Linked DNA regions of Homo sapiens: region 2 is linked to region 1. The links are chromatin contacts, found by Hi-C or POLR2A ChIA-PET in ENCODE. All regions are on one chromosome and are shown on one strand. The core of a region is the stretch at or near the end of the contact, and the rest is flanking DNA. Distances in the headings are between cores, read along the strand shown.

Region 1 (4,302 bases), core at 215-2,714:
TCAAGGAATATGGTTCAACCTACTTATTTCACATATGAGAATCAAATTTCAGAGAGATTGTCGACTTGCTTAATATAACATCTGACCAGTGGCAGAGCTGAGATGAGTCCTCCTTCCTCAGCCCAGCTCCTTCCACTAGCATGGTTGTTTGTTTATTTGAAGAGAAACAAATAGCCGTGGTATCATGGCCACTGATGACAAAAACAATAGCAAGTCCCAGTGCTATTCTAGATGCACTAAAACTATTCCCAAGGAAACACTAGTGCCTACCTAGCGGGGTGACCCTGCGCCTATCCACAGGCCAGCAGGAGGCTACCCACTGACTGCTCTCAGAGTAGGCAGAGGTGAGGTAAACCTCAAGGGTGTATAAAGATGTGTAGTCAAATAGGCTTCCCTCATGCTCACCAAGAATATCTAGTCCAACGGGTCCCAACAAAGGCAGAGAAATAGAGAGGTACAAGAACAAAGGGAAAGAAAAATCATCACCATGGCTATATTCAAATATGATCAGAGCTGACTCTACATTTAAGAAGAGTGTAGGAAGCTAAAAATACCTAAGTTTTACCTGTGTTTGTATGCACACCCACACGCTGCCACTGCACAGTGAAGAGACTGTTAGGTGGAAACTGCGGGAACACAGGTGGTTCCACTATCTCTGGCTGTCTTCTGCCCTCTCAGTTCCTCTCTCCCTGTGCAAATCTGGCTCAGGTACCCTCATGGGAACTGATTGTTTGGTCCTTTCAATTCATAAGAAATCAAAACTAGTATAAATTAGAAGGAGACAGAAAGGAAGTGGGGCAAGATTTTTGAATGTTGAGAGTCAAAGGGAAAAAGACAAGGAACATTGGAGGGATAAAGGGCAAGTTTGGAATGGCACCCTTATCAAAAGAAAGTACTATGGGAGCCAGGTGCGGTGGCTCATGCCTGTAATCCCAGCACTTTGGGAGGCTGAGGCAGGCAGATCACCTGAGGTCAGGAGTTCGAGATCAGCCTGCTCAACATGGTGAAACCCCATCTCTACTAAACTACAAAAAATTAGCTGGGCATGGTGGCAGGCGCCTGTAATTCCAGCTACTCGGGAGGCTGAGGCAGGAGAATTGCTTGAACCCAGGCAGGAGGTGGAGAATGCAGTGAACCGAGATGCTGCCACTGCACTTCAGCCTGGGCAATAGAGGGAGACTCCGCCTCGAAAACAAAACAAAAACAAACAAACAAAACAAAACAAAACAAAAAAAGAAAAGAAAAGAAAAGAAAAAAGAAAAAGAAAGTACTCCGGGAAGGTCTGTAGGTGAGGTGATGCTACTGCCGCCCTTACAACAGGTCCCGATCCGCAAAGGGTGCAGGAAGTGCTCCCGTATCTGCCCTTGAGGAACACTTTCCCTACCTTCTGAGTTTCTTGGCCCCAAGAGGAGGAAGTGGTTTGTGCAAAATTAGTAGGCAAGAGTTGGAGACAGCAGCAGCTGTGCATTTGGCAGGGCACTGCCAATTTCTGGAAATTACCTTGGTTTTGTGCCAAGATCCCAGGATGCAATGTAGAGAGAAAGAGGAATGGAGGAGGTAATGTGGCCAAATGGCCCTTAAATTCTTGGATTTCTATCATAGAATACAATTTTTCCCATGTTACTAATTGAGGATTTTTATAATGATCAGATTTTAAATTTTATATCATAAATATGAATAAATCAAAGATTTTGGACAATTTAGCCCCACAAAGTTTTTGATGTGACTAAAATTGAATAAAAAATTAAAGTAAGCATTATTGCTACAAGATTTATTGATTGACACTGAGCTCTTTCTAAGCTATCTTCTCTTTACTTGGCGTCTTCTTGCCTATCTTTAAAAATGAATACAACACTGCCATCTTAGTCTTCTGGTCATTTCTCTAAAATTCATATAGCAGTTGAGAACATAAAATAATTTCTGCTTCTAGGAGCATCAATCCCATTTTAAAACTTAGATTACTTTACTTGTGCATAGTAATAACATAAAATGATCTTTCCAGGATAGAGGTCTGTCACCCAGATCTTAATTTGAACTTTGAAAACATTAGCTAGCTTCTTCGAATGGAGTTGTGTGATTAGAAGTATGTGACTTCAAATCAGGTAAAAAGAATGGCCTACAATCGTGCCTTTATCCCTACTTACTCTCTTAACTGTGGACCATCTCCTGAAACGCCTATTTGAAGGAACAATAAAAACTCAAATCGACAAAATCCACTGACCTACCTCTTTTCATCTTCTTTATAATATTTCATGAAACAATTATGCATTCAAAAATATTGATTCCATGTTTACCATGTACCTATATTTTCGGTTAAGATTATGAATGTTTAATAATCTTGAAGTATGCTGGAGACATCAAAAAAATAAAAATTACAAAGAAGCAAATTCTCCATGGTGACAAATTACCTTTTGAATACCAGTACCTATAAATGCAACTGTGATTACAGTTAAAATAAGTTTATTGTAGGCTTTAAAATGAATAAAGATACTTCATTTTCAGAGTAGTAGTCTATAAATTTATCAAGAAATAGAAACTTGTGAGGCTTCAAAAATGCCTTAAGTCAAAGGTGAAACATCTTGACCAAAGGAATGATTTATCCATAAATCATATCATAAATGCTATCTCCATAAATCTTTAATAAATAATATATGGTATTTTAAGTATTAATATTCAACATTTTCTGACCTAAATCCAGCTGCCATATGAATGATAAAATCAGTAACTTTAAATGTTTTAAAAATAAGATACAGACATATATGTACCTTTAAATATATAAATATTAATAGGCATAAAAATTTAAAATGTGTATAATTAAGTAAGCATTTTAAGAAATTATGTTTAAAAGGTCAACAGTGGTTATTACTGTTGTTCTTTGAAGTTTTCTATATTTTTCCAAATTTCTACCATTAGCATGCATTATTTGTTTAATCAGAGGTTTTCAATACAAATCCTTGTTGCTTTAAACGCACAGATTAATGGGCCCACTTCACTATATTTTCAGATATGAAAAATGATGTGAAATGTTAAGGATACTGTCAGGAAAGCTAATTGTCACTGTGTGCTGAGGCTTGCAAACAGGCATAAAAAGAACTATAGGCCGGATGTGCTGGCTCACGCCTGTAATCCCAACATTTTGGGAGGCCAAGGTGGAAGGATCCCCTGAGGTCAGGAGTTCGAGACCAGCCTGGCCAACATGGTGAAACCCCAGCTCTACTAAAAATACAAAAATTAGCACACCTGTAGTCCCAGCTACTCAGGAGGCTGAGGCAGGAGAATTGCTTTAACCCGGGAGGCAGAGGTTGCAGTGAGCCAAGATCACGCCACTGCACTCCAGCCTGGGTGACAGAGTGAGACTCTGTCTCAAAAAAAAAAAAAAGAATTATAAATTCAAAATGAAAATAAAAGTGAACTTAAAAAGACGACAATGAGCAAACAAAAGTTAATGACTCCTATTTTGTTTTTACCTTTTCTACTAATGAGATTCACATTTGATTCTAGAAAAGGCAGAATGATCATGATTAAGAGAACTGAAACCCAAAACAGATGAAAAGACAAGAACATGCTTTTCCTGTGGCAGCAGCCGGGCTGAGAGGAGCGTGGCTGTCTCCTCTCTCCGCCATGGCGTGTGCTCGCCCAATGATATCGGTGTACTCCGAAAAGGGGGAGTCATCTGGCAAAAATGTCACTTAGCCTGCTGTATTCAAGGCTCCTATTCGACCAGATATTGTGAACTTTGTTCACACCAACTTGCGCAAAAACAACAGACAGCCCTACGCTGCCAGTGAATTAGCAGGTCATCAGACCAGTGCTGAGTCTTGGGGTACTGGCAGAGCTATGGCTCGAATTCCCAGAGTTCGAGGTGGTGGGACTCACCGCTCTGGCCAGGGTGCTTTTGGAAACATGTGTCGTGGAGGCCGAAGGTTTGCACCAACCAAAACCTGGCGCCGTTGGCATCGTAGAGTGAACACAACCCAAAAACGATATGCCATCTGTTCTGCCCTGGCTGCCTCAGCCCTACCAGCACTGGTCATGTCTAAAGGTCATCGTATTGAGGAAGTTCCTGAACTTCCTTTGGTATTTGAAGATAAAGTTGAAGGCTACAAGAAGACCAAGGAAGCTGTTTTGCTCCTTAAGAAACTTAAAGCCTGGAATGATATCGAAAAGGTCTATGCCTCTCAGCGAATGAGAGCTGGCAAAGGCAAAATGAGAAACCGTCGCCGTATCCAGCGCAGGGGCCTGTGCATCATCTATAATGAGGATAATGGTATCATCAAGGCCTTCAGAAACATCCCTGGAATT
Region 2 (4,076 bases), core at 1,047-3,546, 78 kb before region 1:
AATTATCCTGGGTCCTGATGAAAGAGTAGAAATTTGCCAGGCAGAGAAGATTGACAGATGGCTAGAAGAGTGGTGTGATGGGGCATGAACTAACATGGTGTGTTCAGCTGGAATGGAGGGCTGACACCATTTTCCCCCATTTTCTTAAGTGGAAATTTGACACATACACAAGAATAGAAAAAAAAATAGTTTAACACCCAAATAGTATAAAACACCCAGGTGATCACCCAGCTTCAACAACTATCAGCTCATGGACAATCTTGTTCTACCTACATGCTTACTCACTAAACCCCCATACCATTATTTTGACACAAATCTCAGACATTGAATAATTTCATTTGTAAATAATTTTTGGTTCTACATGCTATAACAATTCTGTGAAAAAAATTTTAAATAAATAAATACTTTGGTATCTTAAAAAGTTAAAGTATATCCTCTTTTTGTCCTTAAAAAGGAGTGATACATAGCATACTCTAACACTGCAACTTGTTTGTTTTATTTGTATCTTAGCCATCTATCTGGTGACCACACTGTATCAGGATATGTAGAATTGCTTTCCTCTTTTAGGAGGCTACCTAGTATTCCATTTGTGAATAGTTAACCTAGCCAGTCACCAGCTGATGGGCATTTAGGTTGTTCCCAATCTCCTAACATAAAAACAAAGCTGAGAGAATACCCTTAAATATACATCTTTGCTACCTATGGGGATTCTTGGATGTGGAATTAAATTCCAGTACATTCTTGGATGTAGGTTACATTCTTGGACGTAGAATTGCTGAGATCTTGTGCACATGGATTCTGAAAGGTGCTCCCTATTTGGCCCAACAGGTGCTTTAAATGATAGGACAAGGATGCTTTCTCTCTGTTGTCCAGGCTTTTGACACTTTGGAGTTCTCTTTCTGTCCCTTCCTTCGTTTACTCAGTGACATATCATACCAATCCAACTACCCCCAGCCTCCTCCCTCCATGTCCACTGCTGTGGTCCTGGGTCAGGCCTGAGTGCTTTCTTTCTTTCTTTTTTGAGACAAAATTTCGCTCTTGTCGCCAAGGCTGGAGTGCAGTGGTGCAATGTCGGGAAAGTAACTGCAACCTCTGCCTTCCAGGTTCAAGCGATTCTCGTGCCTCAGCCTCCCGAGTAGCTGGGATTACAGGCACATGCCATCATGCTCGGCTAATTATTGTATTTTTAGTACAGACGGGGTTTCACCATGTTGGACAGGCTGGTCTCGAACTCCTGACATCAAGTGATCCGCCCGCCTGGGCCTCCCAAAATCCTCGGATTACAGGCGTGAGCCACCATGCCCAGCCAGGCCGGCGTACTTTCTTATCAGGACAGTTGTGGCTATCAAGTCAGCACGTATTCTAATCATCTGCCAAAGCGAACATCCTAAAACAGGAACGAAATCATTCTCTTACTTAAACACCTCTGTTGGTGTCTCATCTACATTATTAAAAATCTAACTCCTTAGCCTGCCTTCAGTGCACTCTTGTTTGTCCCCAGATTCTCACTTATTTCTCATATACCTTAGGCTTCACTGAAACTGGATTCTGGTGCCTTACCTGGGACCGTGTTCACCCATTCCCTTCTTTTTCTGCTTGAAGAAAAGTGTTGCTCATCCTTGAAGGTAAACTTAAACTCCATGTCCTCCATAAAGCCACACAGTGTTAAGGGCCACTGGTTTTGGACTCAGGTTGACTTGGATTCTTATACTGTCTCTCTTTTGGGGGGATGTCATTTAATTCTTCTGAAACTCAGAGTTTTCATCTGTTAGAGAAAGACAAAAATACCTACCTTGGAGGATGATTGTGAGGCTCAGGGATGCGGGAATATAGTAGGAGCTGAATTAAAAGCAATTCTGATTATTTCCGTGGTCACTATTGCCGCCCCACCGCACTTGATTGCAGCCCCTGGTGCTACACCAGCTACATTTGCTTTATGTGACAGCAGGTTGTGGACAAGACTGCCTTGATCTCTAGACTGCAAGCTCGCTGTGGGCCGGGCTCACGATTCACCCCCGGATCTCCCAGCCCTGGCACCAAGCCGGCACTGGGGGCGCGCCATGCCTGCAGAATAAGTGGGGAAAGCGACAGGGATAAACGTAGAAAAACAAGCACAGACAGACGGAGAGAGGGCAGACTGGGAGGCAGGTTTTTCCCGGAGTCTCCACCGAAGGACAGAGAGGGCGGAGTCAGAATCGGGGGCGGGGGCCTGGCTCAGGAGGTGGGGCCTGGTTCGGAGGCGGGTCTCGGCGCGGACCCCTCCCTGGTCCGTCAGTGAACGTGCTCCGCGGGCTCAGTCCGCCCGCCGCTGCGTCCCGGAGTGCAAGTGAGCTTCTCGGCTGCCCCGCGGGCCGGGGTGCGGAGCCGACATGCGCCCGCTTCTCGGCCTCCTTCTGGTCTTCGCCGGCTGCACCTTCGCCTTGTACTTGCTGTCGACGCGACTGCCCCGCGGGCGGAGACTGGGCTCCACCGAGGAGGCTGGAGGCAGGTGCGTGGCGGGAATCCGGGTTCGGGTCAGAGGAAGGGAGCCGGGTCCGAGGACCGGGGCTGGGAATCGGAGATTCGGAGATTCGGGTTCCGGTATCGGAGGCGTTGGGAATTGAGGTTCACTTATCGGACTGGAATCCGGGTCTGGTATCCGGGCCCGCGTCCGCACGGTCTCGGACAGAAGGGTGGATGGGAGCCCGGCTCCGGGCCTGACTGGGACCTGTGTGGTGCTGGCTGCAGGGTGTGCAGGGCGTCACGCCGCGGTGCCTTTGGTTGGGTGGATTTGCCGAGGGAGACGCGGCGCTGAGCCTGCCCGCGCCGTTGCTTTCCCAGTCCCAGCCCTGGGCCCCATTTCCAGCCCACCTTCGCCCCCGTGCGGGCCCCCAGCCTCTTCAAGTCCACTTTCAACTGTCTCTCCTCCTCCCCACCCCACTTACGTCAGGTCTGCCCTTGAGACTTTAGACATTAGATCTTCAGGAGAAATATTGCATAGACAACTTTAAATTATTCACGAATTAATTATCGACTCTGCCCGTCTTCCTGGTTGTCTCTACTTTTACCTTTTTTTTTTTTTTTTCTGAGACGGAGTCTTGCTCTGTCACCCAGGCTGGAGTGCAGTGGCGCGATCTCGGCTCACTTTAACCTCCTCCTCCCGGGTTCAAGCGATTCACCTGCCTCAGTTTCCCAAGTAATTGGGACTACAGGCGCGCGCCACCACGGCCGGCTAATTTTTGTATTTTTAGTAGGGACGCGGGGGGGGGGTCTCATTATGTTGGCCAGGCTGGTCTCGAACTCCTGACCTCAGGTAATCCGCCTGCCTCAGCCTCCCAAAGTGTTGGGATTACAGGCGTGAGCCATCGCGCCTGGCCTCCTTTTCCCCTTCTAATGAACGACTGGTCGAGGCAGGAGGCAGAGCAATACTTACCTGGCCGGTTTTTGTGAGTGCTGCATACTCTTTATAAAGTGCATGGAAGTGTGCCTAGTACAGCATTGCGTGGTTAAGGGAATTACTGATATTTGACTATTAAGGCAGCTGTTTTCAGTTACTGTATTCTTTTGCTGTAGCTAAGAAGGCTCTGCTGTGGGTGTCGGACATACCGAGAGAAACTCTCGTGAGAAGTAGGAGGGTTTGCTCATGATTAATCAGTGATGGATTCAAGGACTGTTCAGATGGCAGAGGCAAGATAGCCTTGCTACTATAACCCTTGGGCAGGATTCAAAGTGCATTGAGGACCAGATTAAGAGCAGAGTTAAATAGTAGGCTCTTTGAAAGGGTTCGATTCAAGCCTGACATATTATCAAAAAAGTTACATTTATCCTATGGGATAGATATACTTTCCTGAAGAATCTCTAATTGGCTTTATAGTGAATGCTAAAAAGTCGTTTTACTTGGCACCTCAGGAACAGTTTGAAGTCTGAATTGTTCTTGGTTTGTGGGGGAGGCAGTGTCCTTGAAAGGAAGGCAATTTGAGACATTTAGAACTTGCCTGGAAATGAATCCATTTGCCTCTTAAGAACAGATTCTAAAATCCCAGAGCTAAAGGGGAACTTAATGACTGTTTAGCACCAACCTCTCACTTTTTAGATAA

What was found. A loop is a pair of places that touch in the nucleus more often than their neighbours do. ChIA-PET counts read pairs that join two places held with the same protein, here RNA polymerase II (POLR2A). Pooled maps may share reads with other maps.
Region 2: a loop to region 1 is called in a pooled map, with 8 times the contacts of the local background. The contact joins the promoter of TMEM41A here to the enhancer-like site in region 1. A Hi-C loop is called at or near these places in 1 of 37 single-sample maps with no recorded cell type and 4 of 50 pooled maps. POLR2A ChIA-PET finds 5 or more read pairs at or near these places in 3 of 52 experiments (H1, RWPE1 and WTC11).

What each region holds. Positions count from the first base shown.
Region 1 is chr3:185,418,098-185,422,399 of GRCh38, reverse strand. All of the region lies in intron 1 of MAP3K13 (mitogen-activated protein kinase kinase kinase 13), which reads right to left. It also overlaps the pseudogene RPL4P4. Among named protein-coding and RNA genes, the nearest start is that of MAP3K13, 57 kb to the right of the region's middle. Within about 2 kb of position 1,464, at least 4 of the 41 ENCODE cell types and tissues checked have a DNase peak (open chromatin) inside an H3K27ac peak, as active enhancers do.
Region 2 is chr3:185,497,255-185,501,330 of GRCh38, reverse strand. It overlaps TMEM41A (transmembrane protein 41A), which reads left to right and starts at 2,296. Exons shown (of 5, transcript NM_080652.4): 1 at 2,296-2,488. The coding sequence starts at 2,370. It overlaps TMEM41A-DT (TMEM41A divergent transcript), which reads right to left and starts at 2,182. Exons shown (of 3, transcript XR_924792.3): 1 at 1,561-2,182. RefSeq lists a silencer at 2,175-2,314.